Regions from separate parts of the Homo sapiens genome. Here region 1 is linked to region 2. Evidence: read pairs that join two places in POLR2A ChIA-PET (ENCODE). Cell type or tissue: B cell. All regions are shown on one strand. Links, peaks and the distances in the headings refer to the core of each region. The heading gives the core; the rest is flanking DNA. Region 1 overlaps TPGS1 (tubulin polyglutamylase complex subunit 1). Region 2 overlaps SCAMP4 (secretory carrier membrane protein 4).

Region 1 (2,500 bases), core at 1-2,500, 1.4 Mb after region 2:
CAGGCGCCTGCCACCACAGCCCAGCTTTTTTTTTTTTTCGTATTTTTAGTAGAGACAGGGTTTCACCATGTTGGTCAGGCTGATCTTGAACTCCTGACCTCAAGTGATCCGCCGCCTTAGCCTCCCAAAGTGCTGGGGTTACAGGTGTGAGCCACCACGCCCGGCTGGATTCGCTCTTGCAGTCTGAGAAGTGATTCTGGTTGGTGGTGGTGGGCACTGGGGGATACCGGACGACCCTCCCCACCGGTGGCGAGTGGGCTGCGTTCTGGAGCAGGCCGGGCGCAGATCCCAGCTGAGCCCTTGCTGAGGGTGTAACCTCCGCTGCCTGGGCCTGGGAATCAATCACATGAGGCACTTCAGTTCCTGGGAAGTGTTAGGGCTGTTGTCTCACCAATGTCACTACCATCTGCCCAGCTGGCCTCTTCATTTGACATCTGGGGAGACTGAGGCTCAGGGAGGATACCTGGGCCGGGCGGGGCTGGAGGGCCCGGGCCCTGCGTTCCAGAAGAGCCGCCTGCTCTCCGGCTTCAGGCTCCGCAGGGCCCCGTGGGGCGTCCCCCTCCGCTGCTCCCACCAGGCCGGGTCCAGGGGTCCCGGCGTTTCCGGCCTCGAATCCAGCCTCCAGTCGCCGCGGTTCCGGGGCCGTGGGTGACCTGCTGGGGAAAAGCGTCTTCTGCGGGCACCGGGGCTGGGAGGCGGGCGCTCGCATACACACCAGCGTCAGCCTCGCAACACATTTTATTAGCGTGGGGCAGGGGCTCCCGCGGGGGTGGAGGGGCGGCCGCGGCGCTGTGTGGGGACCGGGCGTCCGCTTCCTGGGAGCCCCGGCCTCCTCCGCAGGGCTGGGCGCCTGGTTATGGCAGGGCCTCACCAGGGCGAAGGGAAGGCTCCGCGCGCCCCGCACGCGGGGACCCCCCAGCGCAGATCCCGGATCCGCGCGGCCCACGGGCCTCAGCCCACCGGCTTGACCTTCGCGATGAAGAGCGCGGCGGCCCTCTCCAGAAACTCCTCGCGGGTCATGGGCGCGCTGGGCCGCCGCCCCCCGACGGCGCGGTCCAGCGCCAGCGCCAGGCTGTCGGGCCCCAAGCGCGAGCCGGCCTCCAGGAAGCGCGCGGGCGCGGCGGCGTCGCTGGCCTGCAGCGCGCCCTCCAGGGTGTCCAGCACGGCCTGGCCCACGCGGCGGTCGGCCACGGCGGCGGCCGAGTCCTCCAGCAGCTGGAAGAGCGCGCCGGCGCGCGCCACGAACTCCAGCAGCACGAAGCAGGTGAGTGTGCCCGCGCGGAAGACGCTCAGCGGCACCGCCTCGTGGTCACGGCACTGCACCTTGCGCAGCAGCGGCGCCACCACCTCCTCGGGGGCTTGGCCGTCCCGGCAGATGCGCCTGAGCAGCTCGCTGTAGGTGCGCCCGTCCAGCCCCGGCCTCTTCCTGCGCCCGCCGGCGCTCAGGCACTCGTAGGCCACGCTCACGTTGTTGTTGAAGGCGGCCCTGCGGAGACGGGGACGTTGGGGGCCGGCAGAGACCGCGCGCCCACCCAGCCCCAGCCTCCCCTCCTCGCCAGGCCTATGCCCTAGCCTCCCCGACCCCCCAGCCAGCCCTGGCCTCCCCTCTCCTCCTACCCCCCATCCCCGGCCTCCCCTCCTCCTCACCCTCTATCCCTGAAGCTCCTCTCTTGAGCCCCCGCCTCCCTTCTCCCAGCTAGGGCCTCTCCTCCCCGCAGCATCCCCAGCCCGGGCCTCTCCTCCCCCAAGCATCCCCAGCCCGGGCCTCTCCTCCCCCCAGCATCCCCAGCCCAGGCCTCCCTCCTCCCAGTCCCCTCCCAGCCCAGGCCTCCCTCCCCCAAGCATCCCCAGCCTGGGCCTCTCCTCCCCCAGCATCTCCAGCCCAGGCCTCCTCCTCTCAGCCCCCTCCCAGCCCTGGCCTCTCCTCCCCCCAGTATCCCAAGCCCAGGCCTCCCTCCTCCCAGCCCCTACCCAGCCCGGGCCTCCCTCTTCCCAGCCCCTACTCAACCTGGGCCTCCCCTCCCCACCCCACCAGCACTCCCAGCCTGGGCCTCCCTCCTCCCAGCCCCTACCCAGCCTGGACCTCCCCTCCTCCCAGCTCCCACCCAGCCTGGCCTCCCTCCTCCCAGCCCCTACCCAGCCGGGGCCTCCCTCTTCCCAGCCCCTACTCAACCTGGGCCTCCCCTCCCCACCCCACCAGCACTCCCAGCCTGGGCCTCCCTCCTCCCAGCTCCCACCCAGCCTGGCCTCCTTCCTCCCAGCACCCCCCAGCCCGGGGCTCCCTCCTCCCAGCACCCACCCAGCCAGGCCTTCCTCCTCCCAGCACCCCCTCAGCCTGGGCCTCCCCTCCCCACCAGCACCCCCAGCCTCGGCCTCCTCCCAACCTGGATCTCCCTCCTCCCAGCCTCTACCCAGCCTGGGCCTCCTCCCAACCTGGATCTCCCTCCTCCCAGCCTCTACCCAGCCTGGGCCTCCTCCTCCCAGCCCCCACCCAGCCTGG
Region 2 (16,448 bases), core at 3,805-6,304:
CGGCTAATTTTTTATAGAGACAGGGTTTTGCTATGTTCCCCAGGCTGGTCTCCAACTCCTGAGCTCAAGCAATAGCACCCACCTCAGCCTCCGAAAGTGCTGGGATTACAGGCCTGAGCCAATGCGCCCAGCACCCTTTGGAGGTCTTAATCTAATAAGAACATTATAAAGATAACAACTTGTCCACGCCCATCCCATCCTCTAGAGAGAAGATCTCCCAGCCTCCCAGTAAATCCCAAACAGCGTAGGTTTGGGGGAGGAGGCAGGCAGGAAGTGCCCCCTTCTGTTCTATTCCTATACTCACATAAAGAGACGTTCACACTTGTAATCCCAGCAGTTAGGGAGGCTGAGGTGGGAGGATCGCGTAAGACCAGGTGTTCAAGATCAGCCTTAGTGAGGCTAAAAATACAGAGTGAGGGCCAGGCGCGGTGGCTCACGCCTGTAATCCCAGCACTTTGGGAGGCCGAGGCTGGTGGATCACCTGAGGTCGGTAGTTCAAGACCAGCCTGGTCAACATGGTGAAACCCCGTCTCTACAAAAAATGCAAACATTAGCCAGTCTTGGTGGTGGGCGCCTGTAATCCTGTCTACTCAGGAGGACGAGGCAGAAGAATCACTAGAACCTGGGAGGCAGAGGTTGCAGTGAGTCAAGATTATGCCACTGCACTCTAACCTCAAAAACAACGAAAAAACAAAAACAGGCCCTCAGCAGATACCAAAGCTGCCCACACCTTGGTCTTGAACCTCCACGCTCTCCAAAGCTGTGAGAAGTAAATTTGTTGTGTCTAAGCTGCCCCACCTACGGTATTTTGTTAGAGATGCCACTGTCCCAACAGCCGCACATCCTCTGCCCAGGAAGCCCTTCTCCCACTCTCGCCCCATTCATCCTTGAAGGCCCAGCCTCAGGGTCGCAGCGTCTGGGAAAACTTCTGGAAGCTTTTCCCCCCTTGCTCACCTCCTGGTCCTGCCGCCTGTTACAGCTGGAGGTGTCCCCACAGCCCTGTGGCCCGGGGCCCTCTCGGGGCCACTCATTCTGAGGCCGGGTTGGCTGGAGGGTCAGGAGCCCGGGGGCAGGGGCCAGACTCATGCCTCGCAGGAAGGAAAGCTGGGTCCTGTTGCTGAGGCCGCCGCGGGCTTGTGCCTCCAGCCACGTGTCTTCTTCCTGCTGTCCACCCTGGGCCTCCATTCCCCTTCCAACCCCAGGAGGAGGAGCACATGGGGCCCTGGGGGGTCATGGAGCCCAGATGAGGGACCGTGAGTCCTCAGGTCACCTGTGGAGCTGCCTGGGTCGCCGGCCTGGAGCAAGAAGTAAACGTCCACTGTGCCGGAGCCGCTACGCCAGGCGGGCCGATTTGTTAAAGCAGCTGGGCCTTATCAGTAACGTGCTAATACACAGGTGCAGCCCATCACAGATGCTGGGCTGTGGAACTCAGCGGTCGGGCAGAGCTGCCTTCAGGCATGGCTGCAACCAGGGGTGACTCAAGCTCAGTGCCTGTGGACCTTTCTCTTTGTCCTCATGTCTCTCTCTCTCTCTTTTTTCTCTCTCTCTGTCTCTATCTCTCTGTCTTTTCCTGTCTCTGTCTCTATGTCTCTCTTTTTTTTTGAGATGGAACCTTGCTCTATTGCCCAGGCTGGAGTGCTCGCCATCTTTCTGTCTATGTCTCTGTCTCTCCCTGTCTCTGTCTCTCTATTTGTCTTTCTGCCTCTTTCTTCCTCTGCCTCTCTCTCTGTCTCTCAAGCTCTCTGTCTCTGTCTCTGTGTCTCTCCCTTTCTCTTCCTCTCTCTGTCTCTCTCTCCCTTCCTAGCTCTGTCTGTCTCTATTTCTCCCTCTCTATCTCTCTCTGTCTCTGCATCTCTCCCTCTATCTCCAACTGTGTCTCGTCTCTTTCATCCTCTGTCTCCGTCTCTCTCTCCCTCTCTATATCCCTCTGTCTCTATCTCTACCTCTCTATCTCTCTGTCTCTCTCTCCCTCCCCACATCTCTCTCTGTCTCTACCTTTCCCTCTCTCTCTCCCTCTCCTTGTCTCTCCGTCTCTGTGCCTTGGCTTCATTCTTTCACTCCAAGCTTCTTCCGTCCGTGGTGGCAGCTGTGGCTTAGTTTAGCAACCCCCAAATAAAACAGAGCTCTTCTCTCCCAGGATCGCTATAAAATCCCAGGAAAGTCTCTTATTGTCTGGCATTGGCCCCTCCCAGATGACTGGCCAGGCCTGGTTTAGGCAATGTCCTGGTGACCAGAAGGGCAGGTTCCACGAGGGGCAGCGCCCTGAGAACACAGGAGTCGGGTGGGCCAGGTTCCCCACAGCAGGAGGAGTAGTTGCCGGGGAAGGGGAAGGACGCTGAGCAGATGACAACAGCTGCCTGCGACTTGGCGGCAGCGTTCAGAGCAGCTCCAGTGACAAAGGGCTTTCCCGCCTGGAGTGGCTCACTGCCCAGTCTTGGCCCTGCCAGCCTCAGTGGCCTCCCTGCAAGGGGACAGTCCTGGCCATCATCTCCGGGTCCAGCTCTGGACAGCAGGGATCAAGTGACTCATGCCCTGGGCTGAAAATGTACATGACCTTGCAATTTTCCTGAATTTGCTCCAGGAACAAGAGACAAAGCTAATTCCCAGGAAGAGGAGGAGGGATCTGCCCTGTAGTTGCCCTTGACCAGGTCCCTGGGCCTCAACCTTATCTATAAAAGGATAGAGTTGAAGACGGATTGAACTGCCAAATTGGTTTCCTCCTGGTGCTGCTCGATTGATTGGTGATGTCTGCTTTGTGCATGGGAGGGAAGCAGTGTGGGCATCATTGGTTGATTGGTGATGTCTGCCCTGTGCACAAGAGGAAGGAAGGCAGGACAAACAGCAGCGTTCCCCAGTCAACCAACATCATTGCTTGATTGGTGATGCCTACCCTGTACACAGGAGGAAGGAGGTCAGGAGAAACATCATTCGATGATTAATTGGTGATGTCTGCCCATGTTGCCATGTTGGCCAGGTTGGTCTCCAACTCATGACCTCAGGTGATCCACCTGCCTCAGCCTCCCAAAGTGCTGGGTTTACAGGCATGAGCCACTGCGCCTGGCCCGATTCTACAACTTTTTTCTATTTCCTCATTTTAGATCATTCCAGAACTTTCTGGGAATTACACCCAACAGTCTCTAGTAGGGCATAAACACAGACTTGGGGGAAAAGAAGACCTGTCTTTGCAGCCAGTGGCGACACCCCTTCCCAGCTGGGAGGCTGGGCCTGCCCAGCACTGCATTCCCATATGCAGCGCAGCCAACGGAACAGGGCGACGTCAGGAAGTTTTGGTGGGTGAGGAAGCAGCACAGAGCAGGGTCTGCCCTCACCCCCACCAACCGCAGGGACAGAGCCTGGCGGCAGTGGGTGGCCCCAGAGCCAAGTGTGGGGCACTGGGATCTGCCTCTTCACAGGGGCACGGGATCCAGTCAGAGGATGGGTGACTCTGAGAGAAGTTTCTCTCCTTTGTCTACTTTCTCTGCTGTCCCAGAGAATGAAGGCTCATCCTGCAGCGTCCTTTGAGGGTACATGGCTGTGTGTTTGTGTGTCTGTGTGGGATGCTGTGTGTTGATGTTTGTGTGTGTCTGTGTGTATGTCCATGGATGGGTGTATGTTTGTGTGTTTTGTGTGTCTGTCTATGATGTAACATGTTGGTGTGTGTGGATACATGTCCATGCATTTGTATTTTGGGTTTTTTTTTTTTTTTGAGACGGAGTCTCGCTCTGTCGCCCAGGCTGGAGTGCAGTGGCGCAAGCTCCACCTCCCGGGTTCCCACCATTTTCCTGCCTCAGCCTCCCGAGTACCTGGGACTACCGGCGCCCACCACCACGCCCAGCTAATTTTTGGTATTTTTAGTAGAAACGGGGTTTCACCGTGTTAGCCAGGATGGTCTAGATCTCCTGACCTTGTGATCCACCCACCTCGGCCTTGCAAAGTGCTGGGATTACAAGCGCGAGCCACTGCGCCCGGTCATATTTTGTGTTTCGTGTTTTGTTTTTCTGAGACAGGGTCTCCCTCTGTCACCCAGGCTGGAGTGCAGAGATTCAATCATAGCTCACTGCAGCCCTCACTTCCCAGGCTCAAGTGATCCCCCTGCCTCGGCCTCCCAAAGTGTTGGGATTACAGGCATGAGCCACCGCAACCGGCCTGCATTTTGTATATGTGTTTGTTGTTTTCCAGTGTGTATGTCCATGTACATGTGTGCACGGGTGTGTGTGTGTTAGGTGTGTCTGTGTGAGGTGGCATGTTGGTATGTGTGGTCCATGTGTTCATGCATTTGTGTCATATGTATCTGCGTACATGTGTGCATATGTATGTGTGTGCACATGTCTGTCTCTGGGTCTTTGTGTGCGTGGGTGTGTGTGCGCACCTGTGCATCTGGGTGTGTGTGTGTGTGTTCGTCGGTGGGTCTATGGGGGGGTGTGCATTTGTGTGCCTGTGTTTGGCATGCCTGTGTGTGGTGTGTGTTGGTTTGTGTATTGTGTGTGTGAGCATGTGAGTGCCTGCATGGGGGGTATTCAGGAACGCTGCTGTGAATGGCATCGCTCAGCGTCAGGGAACCGTCTTGCTCCAGGTTTTGGGCTGTTTCATGGAGGCTGGGGGATGTTCTTGTTGATGATGCAGCCCACTTGGACTTAACTTATTTTTGGTCATATTGCACCTAAATGGTCCTCCTGGCATTCACTCTGTTCATTTGCCCCTGGTGCCTGGGGACTCCTCCCATGGTGGTGACCAGGGTCTCTCCCACATCTCTTGTCACCAAGGCCAGCCACAGAGGGCAGCCTGCAGTGGACAGGGTGCAGGACAGGGCAACAATGACCATGATGCTTCATGGAAGATGTGAGCTCCCCCCAGGGAGCCTCCCATCCAGAGCCCCCACCCCTCAGCTCGATGGAATGCCCAGCCCCTTGGTGCTGCAACCCCAGTAGGAGGGTGGCATCCTGGACCCAGGCAACAGGGATGCTGCATGCCACAAACACTGAGACACAAAGAAGAAGTGGTTCAAAAGCTGGGTGTGATGGTCACAGATTCTTTGCTGCTCCTCCCACGGAAAGACACAGTTCATTTCCCCTCCCCTGAATGTAGCTGCTCCTGTGACCTGTTTTAGCAACAGAAGGCAGGGGAAGTGGTGCCTTGAGACTTCTGAGGGAGGGTCTTACGAGCTCGACAGTAGGCTGGGCATGGTGCTTACACCTGTCATCCCAGCACTTGGGGAGGCCGAGGCGGGCAGATCACCCGAGGTCAGGAGTTTGAGACCAGCCTAGCCAGCACGGTGAAACCCTGTCTCTACTAAAAATACAAAATTAGCTGGGCGTGGTGGTGGGCACCTGTAATCCCAGCTACTCGGGAAGCTGAGGCAGTAGAATCACTTGAACCTGGGAGGTGGAGGTTGCAGTGAGCCGAGACTGCGCCATTACACTCCAGCCTGGGTGACAGAGTGAGACTGTGTCTCAAAAAAAAAAAAAAAAAAAAAAGAACTCAACAGCGTCCTTTCTGCTTGGAACCCAGCTGCCATCTTGTGAGGCAGCCACCTGGAAGCCCCTGGGTGATGGCACCACTGAGCAGGCACCACCTGCCAGCCCTGTGAGTGAGCTACCTCAAACATTCCCGGCCAGGGAAAGCCACTAAATGATTGCTGATTACCCCCCATCACCACAGGGAGCAGAACTGCCCAGCTGAGCCCGGACACCCCGCATCATGTCAGATATAATCCACTGCCATTCTACCTTAGCCACCCCAAATCCCTAGGGCTGAATGAGGTCATCAAATAATGATTCCTCTCCCACTTTCTCCCCTCTGCTAGTCCCTGGCAGACTGGAGGATGGCCCAGAGGCAGCCAGGTGAGGGGTGACGCCCTTCAAGGCCCTGCTCCAGTGGTCCTCACCAACTACAACCGCCCTGCAGAGCCCCGCTGTGCCCTGCACCTGCTCCCCGGCCCTCATGCCGCTGCCAGGAGTGTCTGTGCTCATCTGTCTTCTCTCCCCTCCAGCCTGAGAAAGCTCCTTCTTCCCACCCCTTACCAGAAATATAAATTGGCCGGGCGCGGTGGCTCATGCCTGTAATCTCAGCACTTTGGGAGGCTGAGGCAGGCAGATCACGAGGTCAGGAGATCGAGGCCATCCTGGCTAACATGGTGAAACCCCGTCTCTACTAAAAATACAAAAAATTAGCCAGGCATGGTGGCGGGCGCCAGTAGTCTCAGGTACTTGGGAGGCTGAGGCAGGAGAATGGCGTGAACCCAGGAGGCAGAGCTTGCAGTGAGCCAAGATGGTGCCGCTGCACTCCAGCCTGGGTGACAGAGTGAGACTCCGTCTCAAAACAAAAAAAAAGAAAAAAAGAAATATAAATTTACTCCTTGCCCCTTCTGTGTTTCAAAGGAGGGTGGCTTTTCAAAGTCCCCACAATGGGGACAGCATTCGAGGCTGCCTCAATGGCTGGTTCCACTTCGCAGCCCCATCTATCCATCAGGACGCCCTCTGCACCCATACTGACTTGTTCCTTTCCAACCCACCCTGACCCTCCACCCATCTGAGCCTTGTCTGGCTTCTCTCAGCCCAACAGGTCTGGCAAAGCTCAGGCAGATGATCACCTCTTTTGGGAGGACTCCATGATACATCAGGCCAAATGAATCCAACCCACCAGCCTCTGGAACTGCTTTCGTCCATGTACTTATGTGTTCTGCCTTCCATGATGGATATTCATGGTCTGTCTGCCCCACTAGGCAGCAGCTCCTGAGGACAGGAACTAAACCTCTTTAAAATGCCTTCAAAAACCCTGCCATGCACCCTGATACAGCCCTAGTTAGTGTACATATTATTATCAGGTTTCTGAAGATAATCCAGGAACACCTATTGTATCAGTCAGCTACTGCTGCATAACAAATTATACCAAACTCAGTGGCCTAAAACAACACATGTCTTTGTGATATGACTGGTGAAATAAATTAAGCAAAAACAAATTATTATTTTTTTTAATAAAAAAGAAGAGGCTGGGAGCCATGGCTCATGCCTGTAATCCCAGCACTTTGGGAGGCTGAGGCAGGCAGATCACCTGAGGTCAGGGGTTTGAGACCAGCTTGGCCAATATGGTGAAACCCAATCTCTACTAAAAATACACAAAAATTAGCTGGGTGTGGTGGCGGGCGCCTGTAGTCCTGGCTACTTGGGCGGCTGAGGCAGGGAAATCTCTTGAACCTGGGAAGCAGAGGTTGCAGTGAACCGAGATCGCACCACTACACTCCAGCCTGGGCAAAGAGCAAGACTCCATCTCAAATAAATAAATAAATAAATAAATAAATAAAACAAAAATAAAATTAATAAATAAAACAACAGACATCTTATCAAGTTTCTGGGGCTCAGAAGACTGGAAATGACTCAACTGGGGGGCCAGGCATGGTGGCTCATGCCTGTAATCCCAGCACTTTGGGAGGCTGAGGCGGGTGAATCACCTGAGGTTGGGAGTTTGAGACCAGCCTGACCAGCAAGGAGAAACAGAAACCCTGTCTCTGCTAAAAATACAAAAGTTAGCTGGGCATGGTGGCACATGCCTGTAGTCCCAGCTACTCTGGAGGCTGAGGCAGGAGAATTGCTTGAACCCAGGAGGTGGTGGTTGTAGTGAGCCGAGATCACGCCACTGCACTCCAGCCTGGGCAACAAGAACAAAACTCCGTCTCAAAAAAAAAAAAAGAAAAGAAAAAAATGACTCAACTGGGTGGCTCACGCCTGTAGTCCCAGCACTTTGGGAGGCTGAGGCGGGTGGATCACTTGAAGCCAGGAGTTCGATACCAACCTGGCCAACATGGCAAAAACTAGTTTCTACTAAAAATATAAAAATTAGCTGGGTGTGGTTGGTGGCGTGCACCTGTAATCCCAGCTACTTGGGAGGCTGAGGCAAGAGGATCGCTTGAACCTGGGAGGTGGAGGTTGCAGTGAGCCGAGATTGTGCCACTGCACTCCAGTGTGGGCGACAGAGTGAGTCTCTCTGTCTGTCTCTCTCTCTCTCTCTCTCACACACACACACACACACACACACACACACACAGCTTGAGATTGTGCGTTCATGCTGGGAAATCGTGAGACATCCCAAACATCACATTCACCCTCCTAAATTGCTGTTGGAAGGCGATGGCTCCCTCATGTGGAAGAAGGATTTAGCAGTGGGGTTTGTGGAGGCGTAGGCAGGGTGAGGGGCAGCAACGCGGAATGACACAGCCCCTGGGGTTGGCAACAGTGGGCGCCTTACAGGTGGGGGATGGGCTGCAGAGAGGGACCCCCATGGACAGGCTGTCCTCTAGAGGGAGGAGGCCAGGGACCGACAATCGGCCTCACTTCCCCTCCCTCACTCTTCCTCCCTCACTCTCCCAGCCCCCTGCCCCCTGGTGCAAGTCCCCAGCTGGACCCCGCTGGGATGGAAGCTGAAGCCAGAGGGTTGAGGATCCGTCCCTGCAGTGCCCCCAGGCCTGGGTCCGGGCGTGGAGCTCAGTGGCAGGGGTGGAGGGGGAGCCTGGAGGGCCCAGCCCAATGAAGCCATCACAGTCACTCTTTTAGTGATGCCCACCCCGGGGACTCACCACCAGGGGCAGTAGCCATGGGGGGGGGCACACGATGCCCCCAGCTGCCCGCCAGGTCCCCCGCCATGCCTGCAGTTCCGTCTTCCTTTCCTCATTCCCTGGATCGCCCCTGTGACCCTGAAGGGGACGTGGCCACTCAGGAGCCACATCATGCCGGCTGCACCTTGTCCAGAGGCGGACACTCCCCATTTTTTTTCTTTTCTTTTCTTTTTTTTTTTTTTTTTTTGAGAAGGAGTTTCACTCTTGTCGCCCAGGCTGGAGTGCAATGGTGCGCTCTCAGCTCACTGCAACCTCTGCCTCCCGGCAGATTCTCCTGCCTCAGCCTCCCAAAGGGCTGAGATTACAGGCGTGACCCACCCCTGCGAGAGTTTCTATTAGAACCTGAAGCCCGGGAGCCAGGGCAGAGCCCGTCCGACTGGAGTCCGAGGTCGCCCTCTGGCGGCCGAGCGGAGGGCGGCGGGGTCGACCTCCGAAGGGAAGACGGGGCAGTGACTGGGGCGACAGTTTGCAGAAAGAGGGGCGTGATATTTAGGACGCACAGCAGAGGCTGCGGTCCCCGTCAGTACCCTGCAGCACCTGTCACTCCTGAACATGTAAACGCACACACGCATTCACACATGCAAACACGCATCGGTTTGCTAGGGCTGCCTTGACAGGTACCGCAGACCCGGCGGCGCAAACACCTGTTTATTCTCTCTCGGTTCTGGGGCTGCGAGTCCCAGACGAAGGTGTGAGCGACGCTGGATCCTTCTGAGCCCGAGTGGACTCTGTCCCAGGCCTCTCTTGGCGGTGACCGGCGTTCTTGGCTTGCGAAAGCTTCACCATGGTGTTCGTCCTGTGTGTGTCTGTGTCCCAAATTTCCCTTTTTTTTTTGTCTTGCTCTGTCACCCAGGCTGAAGTGCAGTGGTGTGATCTTGGCTCACTGCAACCTACACCTCCCGGTTCAAGCGATTCTCCCACCTCAGCCTCCCAAGTAGCTGGGATTACAGGTGTGCATCACCACGCCTGGCTAATTTTTTGTATTTTTAGTAGAGACGGAGTTTCACCATGTTGGCCAGGCTGGTCTTGAACTCCTGACCTCAGATAATCCACCCGCCTCGGTGTGCCAAAGTGCCGGGATTACAGACGTGAGCCACTGCACCTGGCTTTTTTTTTTTTTTTTTTTTTTTGAGATAGGGTCTCTCTCTGGCACCCAGGCTGGAGTGCAGTGGCGCCGTTAACAGCTCACTGCAGCCTCAATCTCCTGGACTCAAGCAATCCTCCCACCTCAGCCTCCTGAGTAGCTGGGAATGCACGCATGTGCCACCATGCCCTGACACTTTTTGTATTTTTTGTGGAAATGAGATCTTGCTATGTTGCCCAGACTGGTTTCAAACTCTTGGTCTCAAGCAATCCTCCCACCTCGGCCTCCTGAGTAGCTGGGACTACAGGCGCATGCCACCATACCTGGCTAATTTTAATTTTTTTTGTAGATATAGGGTCTCACTATGTTGCCAAGGCTGGTCTTGAACTCCTGGGCTCAAGCAATCCTCCTGCCTCTGCCTCCCAAATTGCTGGGATTACAGGTGAGAGCCACTGGGCCCAGCTCAAATTTCCTGTTTTATGTAAAGGACACCAGTCACACTGGATCAGTGCCCACCCTACTCCAGAATGAAGTCATCTTAACTATATAATTTCATCCTCAATGACCTTATTTCCAAGCAAAGTCACATTCTGAGGTCCTGGGGCTTAGGGTGTGAACATATGGGTATTGGGGAGGACCTAATTCAATCTGTAATAAAGCACAGACACTCATAGACACACAGATGCACATACACACACACACATACGATACACACGCAACACAAGCACAACACACACAGACCAGCATCTATGACTCTCTACCTGAGGGCGGAGCTAAGCCTCCCCAGCCCCCATACCATTTGCAGGGGAGTTGGAGGATAAATACCCCAGCTCCCTCACCTCCGGACGACAACCTGAGCCAGATCCTCAGAGGGACTGAGCTCCAGCAGCCTGGAGCTGTAACCTCCCTGTTCATGCCTCCCTATGGGCCACTCCCCATCCCCACACCCCTTCGGTACTTCCTGGGCTCACATCCTAGATAGACCATTTGCCCTCAATCTTTGTTGTGGTAAAACACCCTTTTGCGACAGAGCTGCTGAGCCATCCCTCTTGTCCTCTATGAAGCCAGATGTTCAAGAGTTTTGCACACATTTAAAAAAGTATGCCACCCATCCTCCTGTTTAAAAAATGTATTTGAGGCCGGGCACCGTGGCTCACACCTGTAATCCCAGCACTTTGGGAGGCCGAGGCGGGTGGGTCACGAGGTCAGGAGATCGAGACCATCCTGGCTAACACAGTGAAACCCCGTCTCTATTAAAAATACAAAAAATTAGCCGGGCGTGGTGGCGGGCGCCTGTAGTCCCAGCTACTCGGGAGGCTGAGGCAGGGGAATGGCGTGAACCCGGGAGGCGGAGCTTGCAGTGAGCGGAGATCGCGCCATTGCACTCCAGTGTGGGCGACGGAGTGAGACTCGGTCTCAAAAAACAAAGTATTTGAAAAAAAATATTAACATGTAGTAAGTTTATTCTTTTGTTGTTTTTTGGTTTTTTTTTTTTTTTTTGAGACAGAGTCTCGCTCTGTCGCCCACACTGGAGTGCAATGGAGCGATCTCCGCTCACTGCAAGCTCCCCGCCCAGGTTGATGCCATTCTCCTGCCTCAGCCTCCCGAGTAGCTGGGAATACAGGCGCCCGCCAGCATGCCCGGAGAATTTTTTGTATTTTTAGTGGAGATGGGGTTTCACCGTGTTAGCCAGCATGGTCTCGATCTCCTGACCTCGTGATCCGCCCGCCTCGGCCTCCCAAAGTGCTGGGATTACAGGCGTGAGCCACCGCGCCCGGCTGGGTTTGTTTTTTGAGACAGAATCTTGCTCTGTCACCCAGGTGGCAGTGCAGTGGCGTTATCTTGGCTCACAGCAACCTCTGCCTCCCAGGTTCAACTGATTCTTCTGCCTCAGCCTCCCAAGTAGCTGGGATTACAGGCACCTGCCACCACACCTGGCTAATTTTTGTATTTCTAGTAGAGACAGGGTTTCACCATGTGGGCCAGGCTGGTTTTGAACTCCTGACCTTGGGTGATCTGCCTGCCTCGGCCTCCCAAAGTGCTGGTATTACAGGTGTGAGCCACCACACCCCACAACCCCCCTTTTTTTCTCTCCAGAGTCTCACTCTGTCACCCAGGCTGGAGTGCAATGGTGCAATCTTGGCTTAGTGCAACCTCTGCCTCCCAGGTTCAAGCGATTCTCCTGCCTCAGCCTCCCGAGTAGCTGGGATTACAGGCGTGTGCCACCACGCCCAGCTAATTTTTTGTGTTTTCAGTAGAGACAGAGTTTCACTATGTTGGCCAGACTGGTCTTGAACCCCTGACCTCAGATGATCCGCCCACCTCGGCCTCCCAACGTGCTGGGATTACAGGCGTGAGCCACTGCGTCTGGCCGATGTTTGCTTTTTACGTAGGGCCAGTGACACTGGCTTTCCATCTGTGCAAGTTTCCTTTTTTTTTGAGCCGGTGGGGAGTGCAGTGGCGCGATCTGGGTTCACGGCAACCTCCGCCTCCCGGGTTCAAGCAATTCTCCTGCCTCAGCCTCCTGAGTAGCTAGAACTACAGGCACCCGCCACCGCGCCCGGCTAATTTTTGTATTTTTAGTAGAGGCCGGGTTTCACCACGTTGGCCAGGATGGCAGGGTCAGCCCTGGGCACACCTGGCTACAGGGCACCCGGGGCCTGGGTGGGAGGAGGCGCTGCAGGGGGGCATCCTGCCAGAGGCCATATGCTGAGGGGTCTCCCAAGGGAGAAGACGGCCTGGGGGAACCACACATGCTCACAGCACAAACGCGGCAGGTCCCTGGCTCTAAGTGCAGAAACATGTATTTATTTCCAGGATATTTTCACATAACAAAACCCCAACGATGCGGCGAGGGGCCACACACGGCGGGGGAGGGGTGGGGGGGGGTTGGGCCTGCCAGGTGAGATTTTGTCTGCATCAGTGCAGGCGAGAGGCTGGGGAAGGGGGTGCCTCTTGGCAGACTGGCCGGGGGCAGGACCTGAAGACCCTGAAGCATGGCCGTGAGACCCATGGGTGCTCCATCCTGGCTGCCGTCCATCGAGACACCATGGCCGCCTCCGGGCACCCAGCGGCATTCCGTACCAGCGAGGGGACTGGCTCACATCCTGGGGAGGGCTCCAGGGCAGCAGGCGTCCTACAGCAACAGCATCCTGGGGGTGAACGGGTGGGGAGGGGTGGCAGCCTGGGGTGTCCAAAGTTGTGGTCAGCGAGTGCAGGAAATGATGAAGGAAAAGTTTCTTTTTGGCCCAACCGTTGTGAATGGTGCTGTGAAAATGTCTTGCCTGGGAGAGGTGTTCCAGGGGGAGTTGGGGGGTGAGGGGACAAGACAATTGTGGCCGCTGCCGGACCCCTCCATAAGGCACAGATTTGACGGGTCCCCTCTCATAAAAGGCCACTCCAGGCTGGGCGCGGTGGCTGACACCTATTATCCCAGCACTTTGGGAGGCCAAGGCGGGTGGATCACTTGAGGTCAGGAGTTCGAGACCAGCCTGGCCAACATGGTGAAACCCCATCTGTACTAAAAATATAAAAATTAGCTGGGCGTGGTGGCAGGCAACTGTAATCCCAGCTATTTGGGAGGCTGAGGCAGGAGAACTGCTTGAACACGGGAGGCAGAGGTTGCAGTGAGCCGAGATCACACCACTGCACTCCAGCCTGGGCGACAGAGTGAAACTCTTGTCTCAAAAGAGAAAAAACAAAACAAAACAAAACACAAAGGCCTCTCCTGCAGGGCTCCGGCTGCTGGGAAACCGGCTCTCTGCCGGTTTGCTGGGTTTGGGGAGCGGCTGTGCTCCCGACCTGGCCTGGGTCCCCGACTCTGAACTCAGGGGCGTGGAAAGACAGCCTGCCAGGGATCCCTGTTTTGGAGGCAGGGAGGGTGGCCCCAGGATACCCTGGACCAGGAACTCCCCAGGTATGGTGCACGTGGGGAGGGGGCGAGGCTGGAGCCGCACAGATCAGGGGATGGCGGGGACAGCGAGGACTCAGCTAGGCACCAAGCCCTCTATCACTGCAGGGGACCGGAAGCTGGCCCCGACGCCTCTTATTAGTTCCGGCCAAGGGCATCTGCCATGGTGACGGCGGGTGGCCGGTGAGACGGAGCTCCCCATCAGACCCGCTCTGACCTCAGCGCCAGCAGCTCTGGGAGGACGGGAGGGCGGCCGACCTGCTGCCACCTGTCCCCCGGAGTCAGGCCTCGAGACCTGAAGACAAGGCCGTACCAGCCGTGCAGTGGACGGCGGGTGACCACACGTTTCCGGGAGCAAGAGGGCGTCCTGTGGACGGCAGAGGCCAAGGGCTGCTGGGGAGTGCTTGTGAGGAACTCCGCTCTCGGATGAGATGAACACGGGTTCTGTGGCCCTGGCAGGAGGGGGGCGGTCCGTGGCCACCACCGGCTTCCACCATCCCAGCTGGGGGGATGGGGCCCCAGGTACTCCCAGCCCTCGGGACCAGGGGTAGCAGCAGGAATGAAGGGGAGGAGGTGGTGGGCGGTGGGGGCAGGGCAGGCTCCCTCTAAGGCCACTGGCCACTGCCCGGGTAGCTGGGCACAGTGGGGTACTCGGGCAGGCTGTTGCCTGAGAAGTTGTTGTACTGGGCCTCCCTCGACGGTGGGTTCCGCCAAGTGCCCGTGTTCCACTCCGTCTGTGCCTTCTGGAAGCTTCCGCCAGCCCCTCGGTAGATCCTGTGCACCTGCAAGGACAGAGGACAGGGAGGCAGAAGACAGAAAATGAGCATGGCGGCCGGGCACGGGGACTCACGCCTGTCATCCCAGCACTTCGGGAGGCCGAGGCAGACAGACTGTCTGAGCTCTGGAGTTCGAGACCAGTCCAAACAACATGGTGAAACCCTGTCTCTACTACAATATAAAAAATAGGCCGGGCACGGTGGCTCACGCCTGTCATCCCAGCACTTCGGGAGGCCGAGGCGGGAGGATCACGAGGTCAGGAGATTGAGACCATCCTGGCTAACACGGTGAAAACCTGTCTCTACCAAAAATACAAAAACAAAATAATTAGCCAGGTGCGGTAGCGGGCGCCTGTAGTCCCAGCTACTCGGGAGGCTGAGGCAGGAGAATGGCATGAACCCCAGAGGCGGAGCTTGCAGTGAGCAGAGATCGCACCACTACACTCCAGCCTGGGTGACAGAGCGAGACTCTGTCTAAAAAAAAAAAAAAAAAAAAAAGCATTTTGCTGTAACTGAAAGTTTCTGTTATGAGCCCAGCTCAACACTTCCGCTATCTTCAGATGGAAACTGTGACCGGGAACCTGCAAGGGGCCCCACCCTCACTGACAGGACAGCTCCAGGGCCTCAGCTGTTCCTGCAAACACTGCGGTTTACACACAACCCCTGCTTCCCTCTGGAGTCTGGACTCCCGGCCCAGGGGGCCACAGGACTGGCCCCATAGGAACCCAGGCGCTGGGTCCCTGGGAGTGTCCCTGGTGACAGTGCCTCCTGCTGTCATCCCAGCTCACTGCTGGGGATGAAGTGCGGCCTGCGTGACACCGTGGGGAGAGGGCCCGGCTCCTCGACGTTCACCCACCTGGGACAGTTGGGTGACGAGGTTCATGGAGAAGGGGTAAGGGCTGGACGTCACAAAGCCGAGGACTCACCTTCATGATCGCGATGGCCATCATGGCAGCCGACACGGAGAACATGATGGCTGGAAGCAGCATGACCACGGCAGCGCCCGGGCTGTACTGGAAGAATCCAATTGCCGACAGCCAGCCGCTGCAAGGGACAAGAGAGTGCGTGGGTGCCTGCACACCTGCTGGATGAGGGCCCATGGTCCGGCCCATGGTCCTCCCCATGTAAAGAGCTCTGGCCAATCAACAAGGAGTGGACAGCTCATACAAGGACGACCAAGTGGCCAACAAACATAAAGCGATACTGAGAGGCACCAACTTCAACGCGTGAATACGACCTTATCCCTCCACCATCGCAGCAGTGAGCCGCGTGTGCAGTGGACACAAACTTCGACGCGTGAACACAACCTTATCCCTTCACCATCGCAGCAGTGGGCTGTGCGTGCAGGGAATGGAGACCAGTGCTTCCCCATTAGTTTCCCTCAGTGAGTCCGGCGGGCACCAGCCATGGAAAGACTCAAAGGCCCCACTGAGCCTGCTACTAAGAACCCAGCCTACGGCAACTGTGTCTAATGATGGGAACTGCTGAAACCTACATCCGCATGTCCGGGAGCAATGCGGATGGAAAATCTGCCACCATCACCCGGTGGGCACTGAGGGACCATTAGAAACAATGAGGAGGCCGGGCGCAGAGGCTTACGCCTGTCGTCCCAGCACTTTGGGAGGCCGAGGCGGGCGGATCACTTGAGGCCAGGAACTGGAGACCAGCCTGACCAACAAGGTGAAACCCCGTCTCTACTAAAAATACAAAAATTAGCCAGGCATGAGGGCGCATGCCTGTAATCCCAGCTATCTGGGAGGCTGAAGCGGGAGGCTGCAGTGAGCCGAGATCGTGCCGTTGCTCTCCAGCCTGGGGGACAGAGCAAGATTCTGTCTCAAAATAAAAAAACGAGGGAAAGCACTGCTTAGATCAGCCACCAGTGGGACACTGGGAAGGCCAGCACGCCCTGGGTCCCTCTGTGCAGGACCAGCCTCTGGGCATTGCACCTGCCTTTGAGACCCAGGAGGCAGAAAACAGTCATTTTGAGATTTTTGTCTTAACAGGTGATGAAACCACAGGGTTTAAAATTCAGGGAACTTAAAGGCAGGCACGACGTACAGTCTCTCTCCT

The links. Peaks named below come from ENCODE experiments on the same cell type or tissue, not always from the same donor. Only the 100,000 strongest peaks of a DNase experiment are listed, where the experiment ranks them.
Region 1: POLR2A ChIA-PET joins it to region 2 with 5 read pairs; 1 of 35 experiments calls an interaction of 5 or more read pairs at or near these places.

Annotation. Positions count from the first base shown.
Region 1 is chr19:517,875-520,374 of GRCh38, reverse strand. TPGS1 (tubulin polyglutamylase complex subunit 1) reads right to left here. Exons shown (of 2, transcript NM_033513.3): 2 at 721-1,486. The coding sequence ends at 952. Among named protein-coding and RNA genes, the nearest start is that of MADCAM1-AS1, 11 kb to the right of the region's middle. RefSeq lists an enhancer at 1,011-1,917. In B cell, for the core only: no CTCF peak of the experiment used is centred there; a DNase peak (open chromatin) is centred at 1,321.
Region 2 is chr19:1,922,044-1,938,491 of GRCh38, reverse strand. SCAMP4 (secretory carrier membrane protein 4) reads right to left here. Exons shown (of 7, transcript NM_079834.4): 6 at 15,305-15,422; 7 at 12,479-14,384. The coding sequence ends at 14,208. Among named protein-coding and RNA genes, the nearest start is that of CSNK1G2, 11 kb to the left of the region's middle. RefSeq lists silencers at 1-104, 8,848-9,142 and enhancers at 8,661-8,750, 8,849-9,731. In B cell, for the core only: no CTCF peak of the experiment used is centred there; DNase peaks (open chromatin) are centred at 5,061 and 5,617; H3K4me3 peaks cover 283 bases; H3K27ac peaks cover 1,601 bases.